2 separate regions of the Homo sapiens genome follow, and region 1 is linked to region 2. A link is a contact called in ENCODE Hi-C or POLR2A ChIA-PET data. All regions are on one chromosome and are shown on one strand. Each heading gives the region's core, a stretch centred on a gene start or an enhancer-like site at or near the end of the contact. The rest is flanking DNA. Distances are from core to core; before and after follow the strand shown.

Evidence for each region. A loop is a pair of places that touch in the nucleus more often than their neighbours do. ChIA-PET counts read pairs that join two places held with the same protein, here RNA polymerase II (POLR2A). Pooled maps may share reads with other maps.
Region 1: POLR2A ChIA-PET joins it to region 2 with 10 read pairs in PC-9. The contact joins the promoter of LINC02971 here to the enhancer-like site in region 2. A Hi-C loop is called at or near these places in 23 of 168 maps with a recorded cell type or tissue (B cell, CD4-positive, alpha-beta memory T cell, CD8-positive, alpha-beta T cell and 17 more), 37 of 37 single-sample maps with no recorded cell type and 22 of 50 pooled maps. POLR2A ChIA-PET finds 5 or more read pairs at or near these places in 14 of 52 experiments (A549, AG04449, GM10248 and 10 more).

What each region holds. Positions count from the first base shown.
Region 1 is chr1:234,954,801-234,958,448 of GRCh38, reverse strand. LINC02971 (long intergenic non-protein coding RNA 2971) reads right to left here and starts at 1,250. Exons shown (of 2, transcript NR_186179.1): 1 at 1,089-1,250. It overlaps LNCATV (lncRNA negative regulator of antiviral signaling), which reads left to right. Exons shown (of 4, transcript NR_125945.1): 3 at 371-770; 4 at 928-1,107.
Region 2 is chr1:235,081,595-235,085,255 of GRCh38, reverse strand. No RefSeq gene overlaps it. Among named protein-coding and RNA genes, the nearest start is that of LINC01348, 14 kb to the right of the region's middle. RefSeq lists an enhancer at 2,174-2,696. Within about 2 kb of position 2,000, at least 37 of the 41 ENCODE cell types and tissues checked have a DNase peak (open chromatin) inside an H3K27ac peak, as active enhancers do; they include B cell, GM12878, OCI-LY7 and 5 more, where a contact is called at or near this core.

The DNA.
Region 1 (3,648 bases), core at 1-2,500, 130 kb after region 2:
CTCCCAGCTTATTGTGATTCAGCAAGACCCTGGCGTGTCACTTACGGGAGGTGGCCTTGCTGGGCATAGTGCCGGCCAGCCAGAGACCCTCAGTGAACAGGGGGCGTTTCCAGAGGGCCTGGTGTTTTCTGCATGGCAAGACTCCTACAGAGAGGCTGACCTGGTTTTCAGAGAGCAGTTTGCGTTTCGGGTGGCCCTGGGGGCACATGTTCCCATTGGATTCCTGCACTGGAAGTAAGCTTGTGGGGCCGGGCTGCCAGCAGTGCCTGCCTTGTACCAGGGCTTTTTTGGTATGGAAAACTTTAGAGAGGCGTCACCACCACCTCTTTTTTGCTCAGCATTTGCTCATCTCTCCCCACCTGCTTTTCAGGGCTCAAGCCTGGAAGAAGCCTTAGGACGTGGGGGAAATGTCTAACGTGGAGTCCACCTGCTGAGCAGGACCGGGTGTGAAGGAAGAAGCTTTGTTCTGATTCCTCATGGCCCAGCCACCCCTCGCCTGAGCTGAGCCTGGCCACAGGGCCCGCCTGCAGGAAGGGCTGGCCCATGGCTTCACACTGGGCTCAGGCTGCGCTAAGAGCCCCGGGTGAGGACCTCCAAGCCCAGGAAGCCTCAGTTGGCCAAAGTGCTAGATGCGTGTGGTCTGCTTTCATCCCCGCTTCCCTCAGAGCTTGCATTTTCCAAATTCAAGAGAGGCTCCACCTTCAAGAAGACCGGCCTGTCCCTGTTATTTATGTGTCCCCCTACCATATCTCCCTTTGTTCTGCAGAGCGGTACGCATAAAAAGCTTTTGGGGAAGGGGAGAAGTGTGGCTCAGTGACTTGCACAGGAAATTGGAAATTGGATCCCCAGGTCTACCCCCACTCCTCTGACTCATGCTTAAACAAACCCAACACATGCCCTGACCTTTGCTCTCTCCCTCTATTGCAGGCCATACCTGCCAGCAGCCTGCTCTCCCGGCCATGCTGCGGTTCACAAAAGTCCAGCATTTGGCTAGCTTCCTGGGGGAATGAATCTTTCAGAGCCAAACTAATGCTATGCATGCAGCTTATGATTTTTTTTTTTTTGTCTTCAACAAAGTGAATACTTACTTTTTTTTTGCTCTTTAAATTGTCATCCATTATATTCATCAACACAGAGAGATGGAACATTTGGCAAAATTATTTTAAGTAGCACTCCAACCTGTGATCGTAATTTCAAATCAAGGAATTTGCTGAGCAGCTGTGGGGAAGAACAAAAGGCCTGAGAGTGATTTAGGGCCTGGGGGAGGGGAGGCGGTGGAGTTGAAGGCCCCAGCCGGTAGCAGAAACAGCTGGGGAGGTAGGTTGTGCACACCCCGTGGGGGAGCCGGCCTTCTCAGCCCTGCCATCCCATCCACACGTGCCTCATCAGAGAGTTTTCGTCTCCTGAACATACCACATGCAGCACTTTAAAATAGATAAACTAAGAGGATTCAGATTCAGTTTGATACCCTCGCTGAGAGCTTCGGCTCGGGAGTTGGACAGGCCTGGCCTTGAATCCTGGCTCTGCCTCTCACCAGCCTCAGTTGCATCATCTGTAAAATGGGGCTAATGTAGCAATCACTTCGCAGATATTACTATGAGGTTGAGTGTTTATTTGACCCAGTCACTGGCATAGAACAAGTGTTCAAAATACTATTATTATCACCAATATGCAGAAATGTTCAATGTATACACTCGGTTTTTGCAACCAATTTATTCAATGAACATCTATTGAGCACCTGTTATGTGTTAGGTGCAGGGCTGGGTGTTGTGTGGGTACAAACACATAAAGCATAGGAATTAATATGCTATTAGATAAACTAAAAAGACTTCTATTGACTTAAAAAGTAATAATGACTTCTAAGCATATTTAAGTAATTTACGAAAGAGCCTTTCTTTTTTTTATTTTTGAGATGGAGTCTTGCTCTGTCTCTCAGGCTGGAGTGTAATGGTGCTATCTCAGCTCACTGCAACCTCTGCCTCCCGGGTTCAAGCAATTCTTGTGCCTCAGCCTCCAGAGTAGCTGGGTTTATAGGCGCGTGCCACGACGCCCAGCTAATTTCTGTGTTTTTAGTAGAAACGGGGTTTCACCATGTTGCTCAGGCTATCTTGAACTCATGACCTCAGGTGATCCACCTGCCTCGGCCTCCCAAAGTGCTGGGATTACAGGTGTGAGCCATTGCACCCGGTCAAAAGAGGCTTTCTTAACAGATGGTCTATTAGAAGCAATTTGAAAAGAAAATATAGAGTTGAAAAAAATAAAAGGGAAGCTGCATTCTTTTTAATTGTTTTTGAACTTGTTGCTTTTCAACACAGCTATTATCTAAATTAACTTAATTTCTTAAAATAAGCCCTGCTTGATACCCGGGAACCTTCAATCAACTAATTTGCAGATAATCAGACCTATTTACAAATAGTCTGGTTTGTCTGAGTGACTTTCAGTGACACATGCATACTCAGAAAGGGTATCATTTGCCAGGGATTAGTCAGTTCTGCTGAATTACAGTCTTCAGAATGAGAAGTCATCTAGTTCAACCTTTCATCCTTTTAATAGAATTTCTGGTGGATAACAGCTGAGCTTCTCCTCCGACTCTGCTAGGAATGGAGAACTTACTACTTCAAAACGTAGATGCTGCCTGGGTTGAGCAGCTCTAAATGTTCAAGATGGAATCATTAATAGGAAACTAATTGAAAAGAATTTGCATAGCACGTCTCAAGGACAAAAATCCCTTCTGTTGTTTTTTCCTTTTGTCTTGGTCTGCATCTCTGTCATTTGGTGGTGTTTGGACTGCCTGTCTGTCTTCCCTTTTTACTCCGAGCGGCGGCCTGCCCTCTGCCCCCTGCCCCCAGGGGAACAACAATGGCCCTGATCACAATTGGGTGGCCAAGCATATCATGCCGTGGAAGTTTGGAGCCAACACTCAGTTCCAGTTGCTCCTCTCCTTATTCTCTAGGGTGGCTCCACTAGGTTCTGCTTTCTCAGAAAACAGCAGTGAACTTTGTTCAGCCGAAACCCTATTTCCCAAGCTGATACTTGCTCACTGGCCTCCCCTCCTCCAGCTGCTCCCAACTGCTGACCACTTCTTGAGCGCACTGCTAGCTGCTTCTGCTGTTCCAGCACTTCCTGGAAGGCAGCTGCAAGCAGCCGAGGCAGATGGAGCCCAAGCCCTGTTGCTTGTGGTCTTGGCTTACTGAGCCTGAATCCACGACCGGATCATTAGAAAAGGGACGGTGTGTGTGCCTACCTTTGAAGCCAGTAGGCCAAAAGAAGGGTGAGCAGGACAGCGCCATAACACCTAGAGTTACTGTGTTTGGTTCACACTTCTGGTTTCCTGCAGAATTGCTAGAATTTTTAAAAAAAGGAAGCAGCAAGTTGAGAGCAACTAAAGTAAAAAGAGAAAAGTGATACAAAGGGAAAGGTTTATTTTTGGAGCTCTTAGATTCTGAAACTCCTTCTGACTCTTTTATCCTTTTACCTCTCCCTTTCTCCTCACTGGGCTCTTTGTCCTCATGGGGACTGTGCATCTCTGGTCTCACTCTAGCTCTGGGTCCCTTAGGCTCTTCTGGTTTTCTGGCTCCTGGAGTGAGCCCTTTCAATGAGGCCCTCCCTCAATTTCCCATCCCTCTTGTTCTTCTGCCATCCAGACTC
Region 2 (3,661 bases), core at 751-3,250:
GAATCACTTGAACCCAGGAGGCAGAAGTTGCAGTGAGAGAGATTACGCCACTGCACTCCAGCCTGGAAGACAGTGAGACTCTGTCTCAAAAAAAAAGAAAACTATGGATCTCGTTCTAAGCCTCTGTTTTTACACCTGATAAACATGAGGCTGAGAGAGTGAGGCTACCTCCTCAGAGGTGCACAGTGACTTAATGTCAGCGCTTGGACCCACCCTAGGGTCCTGGGCTCCTTGTAGAATGTTCTCCCTCCTCCTTGTCCACCTCCTCCTCATTTGCGGTTATCCAGACACACAACTGCTGAGAAAGTCTTTTGTTTCCTTCTTTATTTATTTTGAGGCAGAGTCTCGCTCTGTCACCCAGGCTGGAGTGCAGTGGCGTGATCTCAGCTCACTGCAGCCTCCACCTCCCAAGTTCAAGCCATTCTCCTGCCTCAGTCTCCCCAGTCGCTGGGATTACAGGTGTGCACCACCACCCTGGCTAATTTTTATATTTATTTATTTATTTATTTGAGATGGAGTCTTGCTCTGTCGCCCAGGCTGGAGTGCAGTGGCGTGATCTCAGCTCACTGCAACCTCTGCCTCCTGGGTTCAAGTGATTCTCCTGCCTCAGCCTCCCGAATAGCTGGGACTACAGGTATGCGCCACCAAGCCCAGCTAATTTTTGTATTTTTAGTAGAGACAGGGTTTTACCATATTGGCCAGGCTGGTCTCGAATTCCTGACTGTATGATCCACCCACCTCGGCCTCTCAAAGTGCTGGGATTACAGGCGTGAGCCAGCGTGCCCAGCCTTGTATTTCTTAGGTGAATAGATTTTGATTTGCAGAATTCAAAAAGGAATGCGAGTGAAGTAGGTGAAACAATAAATTTAGCTTGGAGGATCCTATGAGCCTTCCCCCTGGTGTGCTGGTCACAGCTGGTTTTGCCCAGCGCCCTTTTGTCCTCTTTGTCCTCTGCTCTCCTTTGAACATCAATCAACAAGGGCCTGATGGCATTGACAGGCTTGCCCTGGTGACTGACCACGTCTCAGGTTGAAAATGTGCTTTGGCGCCTTTTACAGGACGATGGCATTTGTCCCAGTGTGTTCCAGTGAAGCGCCTCGCAGGACCTTGATAAACTTGACTGTCCGTATCCATCAAGGTGCTTGTGCATTATTCCTACAACTGGGGAGATACCTTACCCACCTCCTTGCAGATCGTTCTAGGGAAAGGTGTTTGGCCATCTGTCTGGGAGGCTGAAGACTGGCCCTTGCCACAGGCAGGGTGCTGAGAGCTGCCCCTCTGCCCAGCCTCGTGCTCCTCTGCTGAGGGGTCAGCTCAGGTTGTCTGGAGGCACTGCCCTGCGCCTGCTCCTCGAGCCGCTTGATGGCACTGTTAGAACTGGAGAAGGGAGGCAGCTTCTCCTGAAACAGTTTCCTCTGTTCTGATCGGCTCCAAACTGTCATTTCCACCCACCTCCTTCCTAACTGAACAGAACAAAATCACTTCACAGCCTGTTGCTGCTGCTCTGCTCCCCCAGCCCCGCCCCGCCATCTGGGCAAAGATTTAGTAGCCCCTGTGCCCTCTTTCCCGCACTCATGCACCCAGGCTTCCATCCTGTCTCTCTAGAGCTTTATCATCCTGTGTGTTTTGGGGGCCTCTGCGGTGCCAGGGGCTTTGCAGGCAGAGAGAAGGCCAGGAAAACCTTATAAGAACCCGGGAATCTAAAAGAGAAAGCAGAAGTGCCTGACATCCTTCTGGCCACATGACTTGTTTTCTAGAAGAAAGAAGAAAATAGCAGTGGGAGAAGGTGCTTGGGAGGAATGGAAGGAATGTGCAGAGAGGGCAGGAAATGGGGTCTCTCGGGCGGAATCTTGGCATTAGGTTGCAAGGCTTAATGTGTTCTGTTCTTGGCTTCCCAGCTGCCACTGTGTCTAAATCCCTCTCGCAGGGTCAAGGGTGGGTGGAGGCGTGGTCTGAAGGGACGCTTGCCTTCTTCTACTTGCTTTAGCCTCTTCTGGTTCTCAGTTCTGTCTCTCTCTCTCTCTGTAGCTCTGTCACCCAGGCTGGAGTGCAGCAGTGCCATCATAACTCATTGCAACCTTAAACTCCTGGGCTTAAGCAGTCCTCCTGCCAGGAGTTTACTACTGGTACATGCCATTACACCCGGCTAATATTTAGTTTTTTCGGAGGGATGGGGTCTCACTAGATTGCCCAGGCTGGTAACTTCTGGGTTGAAGCCAGATCCTCTCACCTCAATCTCCCAAAGTGCTGGGATTACAGGCATGAGCCACCACACCTGGCCTCTCTTTCTTTTTTTTTTGCAGTGGGGGGTGGGGGTGGCTGGTGGGGAGGAGGACAGAGTCTCACTCTGTAACCCAGGCTGGAGTGCAGTGGCACGATCTCGGCTCACTGCAACCTCCGCCTCCCGAGTTCAAGCCATTCTCCTGCCTCAGCCTCCTGAGTAGCTGGGATTACGGACACGTATCACCATGCCCAGCTAATTTTTTTATTTTTAGTAGAGAAGGGGTTTCACCATGTTGGCCAGGCTGGTCTCGAATTCCTGACCTCAGGTGATCCACCTGCCTTGGCCTCCCAAGGTGCTGGGATTACAGGCATGAGCCACTGCGCTTGGCCCTCTCTTTTTTATTTATTTATTTATTTTTGAAACGGAGTCTCACTCTGTTGCCCAGGCTGGAGTGCAGTGGCATGATCTCAGCTCACTGGAACCTCCGCCTTCCGGGTTCAAGTGATTCTCCTGCCTCAGCCTCCTTGTTGTATTTTTAGTAGAGAAGGAGTTCCACCATGTTGTCCAGGCTGGTCTCAAATTCCTGACCTCAGGTGATCCACCTGCCTCGGCCTCCCAAAGTGCTGGGATTTTGGGCGTGAGCCACTGCGCCTGGCCCTCTCTTTTTTTATTTTTATTTTTAAATGGAGTCTTGCTCTGTTGCCCAGGCTGGAGTGCAGTGGCGTGATCTTGGCTCACTGGAACCTCTGCCTCCTGGGTTCAAGTGATTCCCCTGCCTCAGCCTCCTGAGTAGCTGGGACTACAGGCATGCATCATCACGCCCAGCTAATTGTTGTATTTTTAGTAGAGAAGGGGTTTGGTCTTGAATTCCTGATCTCAGGTGATCCACCTGCCTCAGTCTCCCAAAGTGCTGGGATTACAGGCATGAGTTTTTTTTTTTTTTTTTTTTTTGACACAGAGTCTGTCTCTGTCACCCAGGCTGGAGTGCAGTGGTGCTATCTCGGCTCACTGCAACCTCCACCTCCTGGGTTCAAGCAATTCACCTGCCTCAGCCTCCCGAGTAGCTGGGATTACAGGCGTGCGCCACCATGCCCAGCTAATTTTTGTATTTTAGTAGAGATGGGGTTTTACCATGTTGGCCAGGCTGGTCTCCAACTCCTGACCTCAAGCAGTCCATCCACCTTGGCCTCCCAAAGTGCTGGGATTACAGGCATGAGCTACTGCGCCCAGCCCCTTTTTTTTTTTTTTCAAAATTTATTGTGTATACTTAAGGTATACAATGTGATGTTATGAGGTACATGTACATATAGTAAAACAGTTACCAGAGTGGAGCAAATGAACATAGCCGTCATCTCTCATAGGTACGTATTTTTCCCCTGTGGTAAGAGCAGCTACAATCAACTATAATCTACTCATTTAGCAAAGATGTTGGATACA